3 separate regions of the Mus musculus genome follow, and regions 1 and 3 are each linked to region 2. The links are chromatin loops, found by intact Hi-C in ENCODE. Cell type or tissue: left cerebral cortex. All regions are shown on one strand. Each heading gives the region's core, and the rest is flanking DNA. Links, peaks and the distances in the headings are about the cores only. Region 1 holds the start of Plat (plasminogen activator, tissue). Region 2 holds the start of Ikbkb (inhibitor of kappaB kinase beta). Region 3 overlaps Plat (plasminogen activator, tissue).

Region 1 (5,626 bases), core at 216-5,215, 52 kb after region 2:
AAGAAGTTGAATAGATTCCGGAGCAAGACCATGGTAAGTCACTAAAAGCACATTTCTGTCATTGGAACCTGCCTGTATGGACAGCTGCTGCTTCCTCATGCTGGTGTAAGATTCATGAGCTGGGCATATCCAGATGTGCCTGCATCTGGTATGAAGTCACTTTCTTTTTCTCAGAGTGGTATGCAGGTACCATGAAAGAAACTGAAAAGAAAAATCCATCCGTTGCTACAGCAATCGAGCCCTAATGCTGTGTTTTAATCTTTATCTACTCATCCTTGTGGGGTTTATAGAATTTACATCACACTTAGGGGCAAGGTGATATTCCTAATTTTGGTATGTCTATATAACTGTGGTATCAATCATCCTCAGACCATACAATACTGTACTATGCTGATATGTCGAATGCCAATACTCCTCTATTTTTGAGCATCTAAATTATCTTCAGTGTCACATGATCAAAACAATGGTTTAGACCAGGCTTCTGGATGGTGCATTCTTGGAGTTCAAGGTCAGCCTGAGTTACATAGTTCCAAAACAAGCAAGCAAGCAAACAAACAAACAAACAGAACCCAAGGTTTTATAATCATGTGTGGAATTTTAAAACTTATTGTTATTAGGTTAAAATTTCAGAAGTCTGCTCCAGGAGAATTGCCTGATTTTTAACTTTTCATTTTCATCACTTCGAACGATTTGTTAGAATAGTGCAAATCCCTCTTGTACAGTCTGGTAAGCGATTCTTCATAGCTATCACCATCTCCAAGAGGACTTTGCTTTGTCCTATCCATTTTTTTCCTCAGGGAGTGCATGAGCCTGCAATTCACCCACCTGGTCCAGCTAGCCAGTGTAAGTCTCCAGTGCAGATGAAGGCCTGGACAGTATATGCTGCCTTTACTACTTCTAAGCGGATATGAGCGAACGTCTGTTAACTCTAGACTGAGAACAGACAAAGGAAACAATTCCATGGGTCTAGCCTGGAGAACTAAACAGTGAATTCAACTGGGGTAACTTCCAGAAGTATGAGATGAGGGGTGTCCTCTGGTCAAGTCCCTCACAAAGAAAAGTCCCTCACCACCTCAGCATTTGTTAATAGCCCATCCCTGTGTCCTCGGGGAGAAATGGGGCAGGGAGATGCAGGTCTATGAGCCTTGGGCCTTAATAGGGTCTAATTTCAGGGCAGGACCAGCCATGGCATGCATGAGGAGTCCCTACATCCCAGCAGTGTATTCCCAATAATGCCATCTGGATATTTACCTCATTTGTCCTTAAAAGCTGATCCCCTTTTAAAGGAGATGCTTTTAGTCTGTACACAGAGCACCTGCCTCCTGGTTAATAGCTGTGTTGTCAGCTTCTTGCCCACTTCTCTTTCCTTGGGCTATCCTGGGAATCACATCACTTCTTAATTAGTTTTCTCATCATGGTTTTTGTCCTGATACCTCGTCAGCTGTCCACTTCCATTGCCCCCAACAAAGGGATCATTAAGCCAACTCTCTGCCCCCACAGGTGACACACACTACAGAGAGGACCCCCATTGCAGAAGCTAGCCTTAGGAACTCTTTCTTCAGCACTTCATTTTCTTATCCATCTGCCCCCAAGTTATTGTACTTGGAGCCCTTTGGAGCAAAGGGCTCCTAGGCAAGTTTCCCAGGATGTGATATCATTAAGATTTATTTTCACTCCCCCCACCCCACCCCCCTGCAATCCTTTGACTAAAATCAAAGTTCCCATTGTTATGGTATCAGCTTCCCATTTGTATTTCTGGCTCTTCAGTCTTGCTTCCCACCCCCCCCCACCCCCACCCCCCGGAGTCTGACAGGGGAAACAGACTCACAGGTGGTAGAAACACAAAAGCTGGGGTTTCGGAGGATGTGTGTGTGTGTGTGTGTGTGTGTGTGTGTGTGTGTGTGTGTTTATGGAGGGGAGTGTGCATTTAGCAAAACTCAGGGCACCTGTGATTACTGAGAAACCCTCCTCTCAGCTCCACGCCAGCCGAGATTGACAGAGGCCACTCGCCCACCCCTCTGATGTGCAAGCAGCTGCAGATGAAGACTAAACTGGAATTTTGGGTGACCTGGTGCCCCGAGACTGCCGAGGCTTTGGTAGGTTGTGAAAGGGTCATCAGAATAGTAGTTTTCAGGAGCTTTTATTGTCTGCCTCCGGGGTGTGGGGCTTAGAAGAAGGATGGCTTAGGATAGAATTTCAGGGTGCTGAGGCTGAGAGACCTGCCCATTTCCCCACTTTTCTCAATTCTCTGAGAGATCTCTGCTGAGATGCCGCAGAGAAGCACCTCAGTCTAGGAGAGCAGGTCAGAGGTAGGGAGCGCACCAAAAGTCATGTGCGTTCTATCTCCAGTCACACCCAACCCAGCTTATCATCATCTGCCCGGCCAATTAATTGCCCACGTGTCCTGAGGGGTAGTTGCTTCAAATTCCAGAAGACCTCTCCCCCATCCCCAACTGGGCGGGGCTGTTTAGAACTATAAACTCATGGGTCAAGACAGGAGCTTAGAGCAGCAGATCCTTACAGTTCCTTTTAGGCCTTTGAGACCGGGGTTTTAAAACAGGATGAGTCTTAAGTCCCCTCCAACTCTGAAAATTCCTGTGATTCGATGACATCAGTACGGTGAATAATCAAACTGGCGGCAAGCCAAGACTGGCTGTGCTCCTCCGCGCGCACTTCCTCCCCCTCCTTAGAGACACCGGCTGCTCCATTGGCTCCTCAGTCCACCCACCAGCAGAGGAGAAACCCCGCCCACACCTCTGGCCCCACCCCTTCTTCATCCTTCAAATTGGCTGGAGCTGTTCAGGGAGACAGAGCCTGCAGGAACTCAAGAGCTCAGCGTCAAGGAGAGGCCCCTGCAAGAGTGGGAAAGAAGCAAGCACTCTCGGTAAGTTAATTTCTGCCGGTATCTAACAGCTGACTCTTCTTCTGTCCCTTTAAAGTCTTTGGGGGCAAACTGAGCCAGTGAAGGGATGCTTAATGGAAGCACAGACAGAGGACCAGCCAGCATCATCCAGGGTTCTTTGCAATGACCCTGGGTAAGCTGAGGTGAGAGGGAGAGAATGGGAGAGAGGTGTCTCTTGCAGAAGTTTTGCTTGCACAGGGGAGAAAGCAAACAGAATGACTCCGGTTCTTTCAACAGACAATGGGAGCAGCACTAACGGGCAGTAACTAGATTCAGCTGCCTTCCTGAGCTGAGAAGCCAGAGTTGTATGGCTACCTTCTGACCAAGGAACACACTAAAAAACAGGCTGGGCATCAAGGAGGGGGCATTTTGCCTGGGCAGCATGATTAACTAGGCTGGCAGAGAGAAGCTGAGATTTTTAGGAACCTCTCATTACTAGTGGGAGTCAGGATGCAAAACCTCTCGTCTCTCGGGAGTTCATCGCATCCTCTCTTCCGTTCTTCCAGTCAATCTCACCCTTGGACATCAAGCACAGATGTGTTTGCTTTTTCATGCTGCAGCTGGAAGAGTCTAAAGGCTCTCTGGATTCCTTCAGGACCTTTGTTTTCTTAACCTCACAGAAACAGCGGGAGGATGGATGGAGTGGGGGGAGGGAGAGATGGTGTGGGCGTGGGAGGAAAGTATGCAGCGCTCCAAGATAACTAAGGACGAAGCTTCAGTGCAAAGAAAAGCAGTAGCAATGCTTTAATTTGATGGCCAGCTTAGAATGATGCCGTGGTCTTCCGCAGCTGATAATGGGGCAGGGGCATATACAAAAAACGTGTGTCTGTTGTGGTGGTGGATATTTAACAATCCTGCGAGCGCGTCACAAATACAACTGGAGTACACTTACAGAAAAATACAGCTAGGGATTTTCACTGAGATCCAGACGTGGCCTGTCCAGAACAAATCTATGCAGGTCAGTGGAAGGTAGAGTGGGCACAGCCAGTGAGGGTTAAATAATATTCAGCCCCAGACCAGATACTGGAAACACTATAATGTAAACAGTCCCTCTGACCATCCTGTTCAATCCACCTAAAGTGTTTTTAGGAGAGCCAGCCTGTATCCTGGCAGGGGCAGTACTAGCTGCACCCCCCCACCCCGGACCAACTGGATTAGGACGGAGTTTCCAGGACACCCCCAGATTATTTGGAAAGTCTCCTGTGAGTTCTACAGCAGCTGGCCTGCTCTCTCCCAGACCCAGGATGCTTGATGCAGCCGGGAGGAGCAGAGGAACATCTATATTTCCGCTAAGGCTTTGGGGACTGAAGCTGCACACATCAAGACTGCTCACTGAGCAGGGTGCTCGGCCAAAGCCAGAGAGTGACTCAGAGTTGCCTGCCAGGCTCGTGGACTGGAAAGACTGGTGTGAGGGTTGTAAGGTGAAAACACATGTGCTCGTCCTCCATCTAATGGTGGAGGCTGCAAACACGGCTTATCAGCCACAGTTAATAGACTTAACGCCATTCACAGTGTAAAGTTCACACACATCCCGAGACACCAGGTCTCTGTGAGTGGGAGCCTTTGGTGGTCTGAGCTGAAACAGTGCAATCTGAGTTCTGGCAGCTGTGCATCTATTGTCTCAGAATAGCTTTTTTTGTTTCTTTTTTTTTTTTCTCTTGGGTGTCAGAAAATGCTGCAGGAAGCAACTAAATGCAGAAACCAAGAACTGAAGGCCAGCTTTGAGCTGGCCATGGGATAGGTCTCACTTCAAACCCAGTCGGGTGCTGACGACCCAGATTTCTAGAGGACGGAGCTGGAGTTGGGGCTGCAGCTTAGTTGGCAGAGTGTTCACGTGGAATGCAGAGAGTCTTTAGGCCTGATTCCCAGCACCAGGTAAACTTGGTGTTACAGTGAACACTTGTAATCCCTAGTGCTCAGGAGATGTGGGCAAGAAGATCAGAAGCTCAAGGCTAGCCTGGGATAAGTGAGATCCTGTTTCAGGAGGAAAGGAAAGGAAAGGAAAGGAAAGGAAAGGAAAGGAAAGGAAAGGAAAGTTAAGTTACAGGTAGAGATTCACAAAGCCTTGGTCAAGTACCATCATCTTTAATACTGGCCCAACTGTCTACTTTCATGATGCCTGGGAGACTAACTTTTATAGATAGGAGTGCAAGGTAAGATGAACTCAATTCTTGGTTACTGGAAAAACAAATGAAGCAGATTGCTGGTCATGTATCACAAATTTCTCTGGAATGTTTAAAGGCACAGTCCAGGAGAGCTGTGTCAGCAGCTCAGAAAACACAGGCCAGCTGTTCTTCATGTTCAGTGCTCCTGACACATCAGAGAGAAGCCTCTAGAGTTTTCTTTGGGGATTGACCTAACAGACCCGAGTCCACCCTGTGCCTCTGAAATGATCACTGCAGGCATAGACTGGTCCCATACGTTGTAGACTTTTCTACTGCAAGTCTATTCTGTGGAAGCAAATATCCTGTTAGCTTATACCTTAATGATTCCACTGAAGCAGCTAAATGTGGCAAGTGCTGATTCCAGATGCCCAGAGAGTTTCAGAGGCCCTGCTGTGGGGTGGAAAAACTGTCCTGAAAAAGGCAAACCAGAAAAACAGATTGAAGATGGGGATATAAGATATCACTCTGCATTCAGGAAGTAATGGCTCCTGTGTGTACTGCTCTCTGACCCTGGTGCAGAACCTGGGCTTTCTATCATGTCATATGTGCAAGGAAAAAG
Region 2 (5,626 bases), core at 274-5,273:
CAAACGGAAGTGACCTTAGTCTTACAGAAAAGCTTAGCGCTACTTCACAGGAAGAATAACTGATAACCCCTTGCCTTCTAACAACCAGCATGGTCTCTATTTCCCAGCACGGATTCCCCAGGTTTGCCAGGCTCTTTCCTATTAGAGCACACTGATGACGTAATAGTTGCAAAGGATCCTGGGATGTTTCCACGGTGTACTTCCTGTCACAATGAGGGTCTATTTATGCATTCAACGAGAAGTTGTGACCCAAATGCATGAATTAGCAAGGTGACAGTAAGGATTCCAACCAAGTGCTATGTGGTGGGGAGAGTGTGTGGCTCCTTCCCCTGTCTACCCTCAAAAGGAGCTGGAGGCTGAGGTCCCCGGAGTTGTATCTTTTTCCTCTCTCTTTGTCTCTCAAGGTCTGCTGCAAACAGTAGCCTACCCGAAGCACAAACGGTTTGCACTGAGCCTTCAGTGAGATTTAGGGGTGCACCTAGGCAACAAAGACTGACAAGGCCACACTGTGTGTATCTGGAACCCAGGGAGTTGCAGTAGCGTCATCTGCTACATTTGAGTATCCCTTAGTTTTTCCTTGGTGCTTCAAAATGGCTTGGGTTGGTTGCGAAGAACCAAATAGTACCTACAAAATAGCCGGTTATATGCAGGATGTGTCCTAAACTCTAGTTCCATCTAGAAGAAGCCACAGTGCGGGTGTAGCATCTGGATCGGAATAGATGTGTTAAAAGCATGGCTTCTTTCAATATATTACCTAACTCCCCTGTGCTTCCAATTCCTCAGTTATAAAACAGAAATTAAAGCTGTTGACCCTGGTATGAAAGCATGTAAGAAAGGTAAGGATGATACGCAGCTCATGGTAACGCCAAACAGACCCAGCATGTAAGAAACCTAGCCCGATCTCGGCATGTAATGTATTTACATCAGTGATCCTGGTTCTTGGGCCACGTTTCTGACTCAGGGCCTCTCAAGGAACTTCTCTGTGACAGCTACAAATATTCTCATGCCTATAGACAAGAGACAGTGTATGAAGTAGCAAGGGGATGTCTGGCGCCAAGTACAACTAGCATATTTTAGCTGCATCCATCCAGAGGCCCGGAACAGAGGCGTGTCCAACAGAAGACATGCAGCATCTTCTGATCTTAGATGTGGGTTAAAGATTGCTTTTATGCACCCAAAGCAGCCCCCAGGCTTCCCCGAGATCAGTCCATGAAGACAGCAGAGGATGTCCAGGTTTAAGCAGGCGGGTTCTTCAGCCAGTACTCCTCCCCAACTCCAGCCCCTGCCCTCTCTATCCACCCAAGTCCTGTTCACACTAACCCCTAAATATCTCTTCAGTCTGCCTATTTCTCCCTGTCATCACCACGATCAACCTGGCTGGTCTCTCACCTGGACCACTCAATCTGAGTCAAGACCTTGATTTTAGCTCTTTAGGAAGGATTCCCTAGAAGGGTGGCCTCTCGTTTTGGTATGTTTTCCAACTGTTGACCAACACTGGAATCCTAAAATAGAAAAATAGGCCTCCAGACAGCACTCCCCGCGGGGTCTATCAGGAGGTTGAGTAACTGGTCTGGCAGAAATGAAGATATTCTAAAGAGATACTTTTAAACATTGGATGCCAGAGAGATGGGAAATTCCCCAGAAATTTCATGTTGGGAGAGAAAAAGCTCCCAGCCAGAGGGGGAAATTGTCTTCTGGGTTACAGATTTCTAACACATTCTCAGAAAAATCTCACAGGATGACAAAACCAGGCCAGTGGTAGGCTGGACCACAGTACTGCTTAGATGTGAGTATCCTTGGCGTTCTATTTAGACCTTAACCTAATTTTAGGATCATGGAGATGGACTTGGTGGGGGGGGATCTGTCTGTCCTTCTTCCTAATGTGACCTCAGTGAATGAATCCCTTGCTTTCCACTATTAATTTGCCTATTTTAATTGGCTTATTGAGGACTCAGCTTAGGGCACAGGCCATGACCCCCAAGTTTGATAGTCACACATCACGTCTGATACTCAAGTATCCTGAGGTTAGTAAGTACTCTTTAGCGGAAACATCACAAGTACTGTGTGCTCCTGAGGCACTGTGATGAACTCATTACCCAAATCGGATAAAATAAGTCTCCCACAGTAAACAGCCGAGCTAGAGAGAGTCCTGCCAAGAATCTCAGCGTACTTACTGCCAGCCCCCTCCCCCAAATTTTTTTTGGAAGAACACAAACTTTTAACATGAGCAACGCACATCAGACACATAAGGACTAAAATAATAGGAATAAAAATTAGATCCAAAAATGAAATCAGTCCACATCACTCAGCATTATATGGCGGCACATGGAAAAGAAAGAAAGAAAGAAAGAAAGAAAGAAAGAAAGAAAGAGAGAAAGAAAGAGAAGAGAAAAACCTTGGGGTTATCAACTACCTAAAATATTTTAAATAAAGTTATTTAAAATGTTTTTTATTGCTCTCATCTTTTTAACACTGCCTGTATTCTACAACATTTATCACAATGTAATGTATTACGTGCTAGTCTAAATATTAGTAGAAATATAATTTCAAAATACTTGGAATGACAGCTTACTCCCTCATGTGTCCTTCTAAGTGGCATGGTTATTAAGGTTTTTTAAAAAGAGTCAGTTTAGCAGCTCACAGATCCCCTTTGCAGTCCTTTTTCTTACGCTCCCATTGGACAACGCCAAGGTTAGGCAGGGATCCACCCATTCACACCGGGCCAGGTCAGAAGAGGCGCCAAGAAAGCTCACCCACCTTCCTGGTGCCAGAGCCCTACCTGATTGTGCCACCGGATGACGTTTCCAAATCCCCCGGTCCCCAGGCGTTCTTTCATTTCCCAGGCTCCACATGTCTGGGTTGGGAGGGACGGTGACCAGCTCATATCGATGCCCTGCTAACTCTAGAAGCAAGCAGGGAGAGAGGACAAGTTGAGAGTAAGAAGAACACTGGAGCTCAAGAAGCAACTGGGAGCAGCAGTGGCTGCTGCCCTGCAAGGGGAGGCTAGGACACCGGTGTAGTTAACAAATAAAAGTTGCGGCGGCCGGGCCCACCGGTGGGTCCGCTCAGCATCGGGCGCGGCGCAGCCACGGACCCCGGGGAGAGGCGGAGCGCACACCCGGGTGAGCCGGTCCACGCGCCGCGAGCCGCCCTCGCGTGGGACTCACCTGCCCCGGGGGCCGCGGGGCCGCCAGCGACACCCGCTGAGGACATGAAAACTCGGGGTCCCCACGCAGCCAGCCCAGCGCCACTTCCTCAAACACTTCCTGCCCTGACGTCACGGGTACTAGACGGCTCTTAAAGGGGACGCGCGAGCCACTGGCTCTCGGAGACGCAGCCACAGCCAGCCAAGGTGCTGGACCTGGCGGCGCAGGACCTGGCGGCTTGGAGAGCTCTTCTTCACCCTGGCACTTTTTAGGCTGAGCTTGATCCGACTGGCTAGGCAGTTAATAAGGGGAGAATCTGCCGAGCCCCGACTAGTGCTGACTTAGAGGCTGTCCTAAGAATTGCCTCCCTGTCCTCCCACCGCTCCTGGTTCAGTATTAAGAATAATCAACCATCCTGATGCTCCTCAGAAAGTAACACACCACCATCCCCCTCAAAGAGGAAGGGAGGAGAGGGAAGAGTACAGAGACAAAACAAAAAACTAGCACTGTCTATCAAAAATGGAGTTTGAGCACTGGGAGCATAAAGAAATTACTAGTTATTAGGTCAAGAGGCTGGGTATTGTCTTCTCCACCAGGACACCCCACACGCCTACCAGCATCCACCCCTGCCTCTAACAAGCCAGGTTCAGCCGCTCACCTCCCATAGCCTAATTCACGATACAATTACCAATGGAAAGGAGAAAAAGAGGTTTATTCAATGTGACTACATTGGGGAAAGACAGCGATCTAATCTCTCTCACCCATACCTCTGCCGATCCAAGTCTAATTTTGGGGTCCTGCCATGAGGTTTGGGTTTAAGTGGAAGGCAAGTGGTATACATAACTAAGTAGTCATGCTCAATATATGTTCTGGTCCACCATCGTTGTCTAGGCTCCAGTTTCTCCTATGATGTGGCGTTTGTCAGACGGTGTGAAATCTCTGCTCCTCTGAAGGTGGCACAGTGGCTCCAGGCTTCTGACATTTACTGGCTTTTTAGATCCGAACCCAGCAGCGGACAGCGACCAGCAAGGCTAACAAAGTCTCCCTGGATTGAAAGCCAAAGATCTTTGTGGGATAACCTGGGGACTCTAAGCGTTTGAACTCAAGAATAGAGCAAATAAAGAACTTCTCACTCTTTTATTATTAAAGCAAGCAAAACATGAGATGATGTTTACAGAGAGCTTAAGCAAATACAAGAACAGCAAGTGAAAAAACACTTGGTATTATGTCTTATCATCCTTGCACCTGTGGGAAAAAGCCAAGAATATTCCTCCCAGGACCCCACCCTTCCCACAGAGAGAACGTGGACATCCCAAGCCATACCCTTCATGTCGCCCCTTTTGAGAGCATCCACTTTTTATGGGGTTTGCAATTATTTCTAGAAGGCCACTTGTGGAAGAACATTCTGCACTCTGCCCCAACCACAGCTCACGGGACAGTCACAGCTTTCTTACACGGGTTCCCACGTGGCCTCAGATGATGTTCCTGGGGGAGATTACAGTTTCTCGGGGTCTGTTATGTCGGCAGTTTAAAAGTCAGAAAGAGGAGCTCAGGAGACTCTTTAGCCTCCATTCCAGTCAGGACAACTGCAATAACCTTGTAGTTATTTCACTTCCTATTTTGAGGTAAAAGATTCCTGTACTTGACACAAATACAAGTGGAAGTGGGAATCAAGGGTACACTGTATCATCCAAAGAAACAGCTCTCACCTCCTCAAAGGAATAAAAAGATCATAGTTTATTCTGAAGCATGTATGAATATAATGTTCCAACATGGAAGAAGTTTTAAGACGTTGTACAGTTTTAAGGACTAAATCAAGGTAAGTTTGAAATGCATCAATGGAGACCTCAGAGAGATGATTATAGCAAGATGGGGGAAGCTAGTCTGTGAATCATCAGATGTTCTCGGATGACACTCTTAGCTTTGGGTTGAGTGTTTGGAAGGTGTTAGCCCACCAAGTTAATAGATTTCAAAAGCTGGGTTTTCGTTTTAATCTCTTAGCCACAGAACGTCAGCTCTGACACAGAGGTGGGGTAGCAATGGGTGTTCCAGATGAGGTAATTAGCCTCTGTAACATTCCAATCCTTCCACAGTGCTGCAGACGGAACCAGCCTCTGTAAACATGCCCTCTTGTAAGGAGGTCTCATTCACAACTGCGTTTAGTTAGTGACAGGTTGCCACACAGAAGAGCCATTTCTCCTTGGTTTGGGTTACCTTTGGGAGAGCTGGCACAGGCAGCTGCATTCTGGTTCTGAGGCAGTCTTGCTGTGAAGCCCAGGTTGATCTGAAACTGAAACTCCCTTTCCCATTAGGTCCTTATTCTGATTTCCTGTTTATGACACTATATTCTATTCACCCTTCCTTGCACGTCCTCTTACATTTCTATCTTGAAGATACAGAATAGTTTGGCCTTTCTGTCAAAAAAATCAGGTGTCTGTAGGCATGTGGAGTTATTATGTCTGGGTGTTCAATTATACCCC
Region 3 (5,626 bases), core at 292-5,291, 63 kb after region 2:
TTGCCAGGAATAGAATTCCTGCAGCTGCTTCTGAGAGAGTCAGACAGGACAGTGATGTGACTCCTAGCTCAGCCCTGGACAGGAATTTCTTCTCAGGAAGCCAGGTCCAGGTGAAGCACCAGAGATGGCTCCTACCCTGCAGCCTACAGGAATCTCTGGGAAGAGCTACTTGTAGCAATCACTATCTATCAGCAGATTACGAGGCAAGCAAAATGGGGTCTCAGCAGACAATGGGCTATTGTTCAGGCTCAAAAAAAGGGCAAGAACTCTACAGTGTGGCTGACCCTTCAGGATATCACTCTAAGAGGTCTACACCTACAAAGATGTAAAAAGGATGGACACTATATGATTCCACATCTATAACACATACAGATAGTCAAAGTTACAGACGAAGCAAGGGTGGTGGCAGCCAAGGGTCAGGAGAACAAAGAGCCATTCTTCAATGGCTAAGGGATTTGAATTCACTGTGATGACTCTCTGGAGACGGATGTGATGGTGGGTTGAGTTCATAGCGGTTTGTATATGTTGAATACCACTAAGCTGAATATTGAATACTTAGGTGGTAAATGTAATGCTGTTGTATACTTTTCACACACATGCATGTACACACATACACACACACAAAATCTCTCCTCCCACCCCTCCACCCCCCATTTAGACAGACAGGCACAGATGTGTGTGAAATCTTCCAGACAATGTCTGCAAGAGTCATTGCTGGATGGGTCACCTGAAATGAAGCGACAGACCTGGATGTCCTTTGATCCTTTGCCCGCCCACATCACGTGCTTCATTGCTTTTATTTGTCTTCCAAAACTTAAGGGACACAGAAGAAACGGGGAGCAAAATGAAGAGAGAGCTGCTGTGTGTACTGCTGCTTTGTGGACTGGCTTTCCCATTGCCTGACCAGGTGGGTCTACCTCCCTGCCTCACCACATTGGGTCTCCAAACTTACAGATAACGGTGGTGTAACCAGGAGTCTCCATGCGCCCAAGCACCTCAGGGTGTAGGACACGTTCCCAGGAGTGATCAGACACATAGCGCGCACTCCCCTGTGGGTAGGATACTAAGGATTTGAGTTCTAGAAGTAGAATCTGGCCACGCCTCTGGCTTAAAGCCATTCTTAACTTGTGCCCCTCCCTGCTTTGGAGCCATTATGTGAAAAAGTGTCTTTGCACGAGTACGGTAGTGCACGCACATGTGCATTCCCACCAACCAGGAGGCTGAGGCAGGAAGGTCACAAGTTTGAGACCTTGTTGACATAGACTTCAAAGACTCCATGGCTAGGGTTGAAACTCAGTGAAAAAAGAACCTGCACAGGGCCTAGGGTGTGATCCCCAGAATGGGTGGGGGGCGGGGTGGGGGGAGGAAATGCATTTGAATTCACCCATAGGGTACTAAGAAAAGACAGGCATTCTGAGCCACGGAAGCAGGTTAGCTGATGGGGACAGAGGCTGTACTCACTTGCCAAAACCTCACCTCAACACAGAGCACGATATACGATATACATATGGCCAAGCTTACCTGAGCTGTGGGAAGTGCATCTAGAACTCGGTTAGGGGTTAGCGGTTAGGGTTTAGGGTTGGGGTTGGGGTTAGGGTTAGGAATAGGGTTAGGAATAGGGTTAGGGATAGGGTTAGGGGTTAAGGTTGGGGTTGAGGTTAAGAACCAGTTTAGGGATAGTTAGGGGTTAGGGTTAAGGGATAGGGTTAGGGGTTAGGGTTGGGGATAGAGTTAGGGGTTAGGGATAGGGTTAGAGTTAGGGTACACAGTGCTCAGGCACAGGATTGATAGAGAAGGGAGGATCCCAATGTCTTCATGAAAGACACAAGGACCTGTGGCTTTATTTAAATCCACTAGCCATGTGCCGATAACTTAAAATTTAAAATGAACTAAATCAAATCGGAATTCCAGTTTATCAGTCGCCCTGGCTACATTTTAAGCAGTCTGTGGCCATGTGACATTAGTGTCTGCCACACTGGATGACATGAATAAGAAGCATTTCTGTTGTGCAAGAAGTTCTTCATGGCCCCGGGGATGGGTGTTAGGCACGTAGGAAGAGCAGGTAATTTGACAAAAAGGTAAGAAAGGGTATTCTATGTCTCCTTAGGTAGCAGCTGGTTGGAAGACTCTGGTTGGTCTTTCCCCAGCTCTTGCTGACCATTCCTCCATTCTGGTCTCTTTGCAGGGAATACATGGGAGGTTCAGAAGAGGAGCCCGGTCCTACAGAGGTGAGTGGTGAAGGGAGGCAGACCCAGGCCTCATAATACTTTGACTGTCGGGAGGTCTGTCTTCGGTCTGGCACCCACTTGCAGCATTGTTGAGAGATCTTCCAGTGCTTTTGTGAAAAATGCCTGCTTAATCACTATTTGTCAGTCAGATATGGTCTTCCAGGGGCAGCTCATCAGGCTGTCAGGAGATAATAAAGCTGGTGACTTATAGCTGGGTGGGGGTGATACGTGTCTATAACCCCAACACTTGGGAGGCTGAGGCAGGAGGATCATGAATTCAAGGCCAGTCTGGGGGCTCAGCAAGACACTGTCTCAATACAGCTCAAAGTATTTGAGAGAGAGATGAGAAAATAGCCCTGGACTGGAGAGATGGCTCAGAGGTTAAGAGCACTGACTGCTTTCCCGAAGGTCTTGAGTTCAAATTCCAGCAACCGTATGGTGGCTCACAACCATCCATAATGAGATCTGGCGCCCTCTTCTGGTGTGTCTGAAGACGGCTACGGTGTACTTCCATATAATAATAAATAAATTTGTGGGCCTGAGCGAGCAGAGGTCCTGAGTTCAATTCCCAGCAACCACACGATGGCCCACAACCATCTGTACAACTACAGTGTACTCATATACATAAAGTAAATAAAATAAATCTTTTTAAAAAAAGAGAAAGTAGCCCTAAAAAAGATGACTTACCTACAGCCAGTCATCTAGGTATTCCTGGGCTCTCACCAGTGCCTGGTCAACATCTGCTACCATCCCCATGTTTTCATTACTTCCTGTTGGTAAAATTACTTTAATTAATTTCAATCCTTGTTTAAATTAGTAATTCCATTACTAATTTAACTAATTTATTTTAATGAATTCCATTTCTTCCAGGGGTAACTGACTTAGGCTAACTCAGACACTCGACGAGGAGACTCCCTAGATAAGTTCTTGTCTTGAGTTGGGTGCTAGCACACAAAGGTTTTTATCAGGGTTCTAAGAGAAAAAATTTCAGCAACCAACTTCTTGACTTGAAATCAAAGAACTCCCAAGTTCAGCTTTAGATCTCAATTCCTACCCCTCTCTGTCTCTCTCTCTCTGTGACTCTCTCTGTGGCACACACACACTCTCTCTCTGTATCTCTCTCCCTCTCTCTCTCTCTCTCTCTCTCTCTCTCTCTCTCTCTCTCTCTCTCTCTCTCTCTCTCTCTTCTCTCTCCCCTCCCCTATCTTCCCCTCCCCTCTCTTTCTCCTCCCCTTCCTTGGTTACCGTCTCCCCTGTCTCTATGTTGCCCTCTCTCCCCCTCTTTTCTTTTCTTCCTCCATTTCCCCCTTCTCCCTCCCTTCTTCTTCCTCTCTCCCTCCCTTTTCTCCTCTCTTCATTCCTTCCCTCCCTCCCCAAAGGCCACCAAAGGACCCCAACAGTACCTGGGAATGCATAGCTGCATTCCCTGACTCTGACTCCCTCCATCTCTCTCCTTCCCTCTCCCTCCCTTTGTCCTCCCTCCCTCTTTCCTTCCTTCTCCCTCTTTTTTTCTTTGATGGGGAAGGGGGAAGTGAGGAGGTGCCAGGCCCTTCTGTCTCATTTTTTTCTTTTTAATTTTTAAAAATTTATGGTATTTTGTTTGCTTGATTTTGGTGATAGAGTCAGATTATATAGCCTAGTCTGACTGGGACTCACCATGTAGCTGAAACAGGCCTCAAACTCTGCAATCCTGTCTCAGACTCGTAAGTGCTGAGATTACAGACATGTACCTCCCAGCTTAGCTTTGGAATTCTTCTCAAAACTCTGACGAACAAATAAAGGGGTTTGATGTCCCAAGTCTATCTCTTGTGGTAGAGAAGGAACCGGAGTACCAGTGAGTTGGGTGCAGAGTTCAGTGGCTCTGGTAAAGACGTAGCCTGGAAGGAAAGCCTGACTCCCAAGAGGTGCTGTCTCCCATCTAGGCCCAGCATCCACATTGTAGATTACAGCTCTCTCTCGCTGGGGTGGGGTTTATCTGCCCTGCAAGGCTCTGCTGTTACTGAAGTCAAAAGTGATTGCAGCCTTAGGAAGATTATTGGAGACCTTTAGACAGCTTGTAGAGTCTGGAGCAGGACTTGGCTCAGTTGTTCTAATCAACTTTGCCTCTTCAATTTGAAGAGAAATAGAATCCCCTAGTATCACTGGGTTTGGGTGGACATGGAATGAATAATACATCTTAGTAGGGTCAGACAAGAGCCTGACAAAGTAGACAGAGAAAACAAAGGCAGACGTGCCAGTCCCCACTTTGCTGTCAATACCGTGTGCTCCACGCCAAGACGTTTCTAGAAAAGCAGTGACTAAATGCCTGCTGTATTTTTGTTACATGAAAAATACTAGCAAAAGTATCACATTTTCTGACAGATTTAAGTGCCAATTTTCTTATTTTAGCCCAAAGTGTGTCTTTTCTGTGTGGCAGTACTCTTGTAGATCAGAAACTCTGGTATAGTTGTATAGAGAGGTAAATATCTGAAAGGTGTTTGGTTTGGTTTTTTCCGGGCAGGGTTTCTTTGTATAACCCTGGCAGTTTTGGAACTAGCTCTGTAGAGCAGGCTGGCCTCAGATTCAGAAACCTACCTACCTCTGCCTTCCAAGTGCTGGGGTTAAAGGCATGCACCACCACCAACCAGCTTTATTTTTGACTGATTAAAGTGGGAAATAGACTATTACTTAATATAAATGTATTTTCATAGTCAAGTTATCTCAGGACAAAGGTTCACCCAGGAAGATAATAACAACAAAGAGTTCTGGTGAAACATTTTAAGTTTCTATTATCACCACCATATTCCTAAGGGAGACACAATGAATCACAGTTACCTCTGTCTGTTTCTGTTGGGGCTTGGTTCTAGGGCCTCCTTGGGGTACCAAAATCCACTGATGCTTAAGTCTCTTATAAAATGACACAATGTTTGTAAAAAACCCACCTTCCTGTATACTTTAAATCATTTCCAGAGTACCCATGGTATCTAATATATCTACATGCTATAATCCCCAGTTATAAGTGATTGGGCATTATAATGTATTCTGTAAGGAATGATGACAAGAAACAACCCCCACATCAGTTCAGTACAGGCTTTAGGCCTCACCACAGGGCCACTTGTAGAGCTTTCTACAGAACCTGGAGGCACAGAAGTTTCGCTGCATTCTGCCGGCAGAGCCAGGAGTGATGACTCTTTCCTTTCATTTGCAAACCTGCTTTGCCTTGCAGCGACCTGCAGAGATGAGCCAACGCAGACAACTTACCAACAGCACCAGTCGTGGCTCCGACCCATGCTCAGAAGCAGCCGGGTGGAATATTGCCGGTGCAACAGCGGCCTGGTACAATGCCACTCAGTGCCTGTCCGAAGTACGTACCAGTGGCTCACGGAGGCCTTGTTCTTGGGTTCAGGGCCCAAACCCTT

Evidence for each region. Hi-C counts contacts between places; a loop is a spot of excess contacts. Peaks named below come from ENCODE experiments on the same cell type or tissue, not always from the same donor. Only the 100,000 strongest peaks of a DNase experiment are listed, where the experiment ranks them.
Region 1: a loop joins it to region 2, with 5 times the contacts of the local background. A loop is called at or near these places in 14 of 42 quality-filtered maps.
Region 3: it touches region 2 in a loop (2.1-fold over the local background); 14 of 42 quality-filtered maps call a loop at or near these places.

Annotation. Positions count from the first base shown.
Region 1 is chr8:22,754,945-22,760,570 of GRCm38, forward strand. Plat (plasminogen activator, tissue) reads left to right here and starts at 2,778. Exons shown (of 14, transcript NM_008872.3): 1 at 2,778-2,884. In left cerebral cortex, for the core only: no CTCF peak of the experiment used is centred there; DNase peaks (open chromatin) are centred at 2,674, 3,386 and 4,262; H3K4me3 peaks cover 3,124 bases; H3K27ac peaks cover 2,702 bases.
Region 2 is chr8:22,703,303-22,708,928 of GRCm38, forward strand. Ikbkb (inhibitor of kappaB kinase beta) reads right to left here and starts at 3,281. Exons shown (of 22, transcript NM_001159774.1): 1 at 3,168-3,281; 2 at 2,780-2,902. The coding sequence starts at 2,884. In left cerebral cortex, for the core only: no CTCF peak of the experiment used is centred there; DNase peaks (open chromatin) are centred at 2,905 and 3,288; H3K4me3 peaks cover 1,471 bases; H3K27ac peaks cover 1,190 bases.
Region 3 is chr8:22,766,261-22,771,886 of GRCm38, forward strand. It overlaps Plat (plasminogen activator, tissue), which reads left to right. Exons shown (of 14, transcript NM_008872.3): 2 at 820-907; 3 at 2,186-2,228; 4 at 5,434-5,571. The coding sequence starts at 845. Among named protein-coding and RNA genes, the nearest start is that of Plat, 11 kb to the left of the region's middle. In left cerebral cortex, for the core only: a CTCF peak has its summit at 2,709 (motif pointing left); no DNase peak of the experiment used is centred there.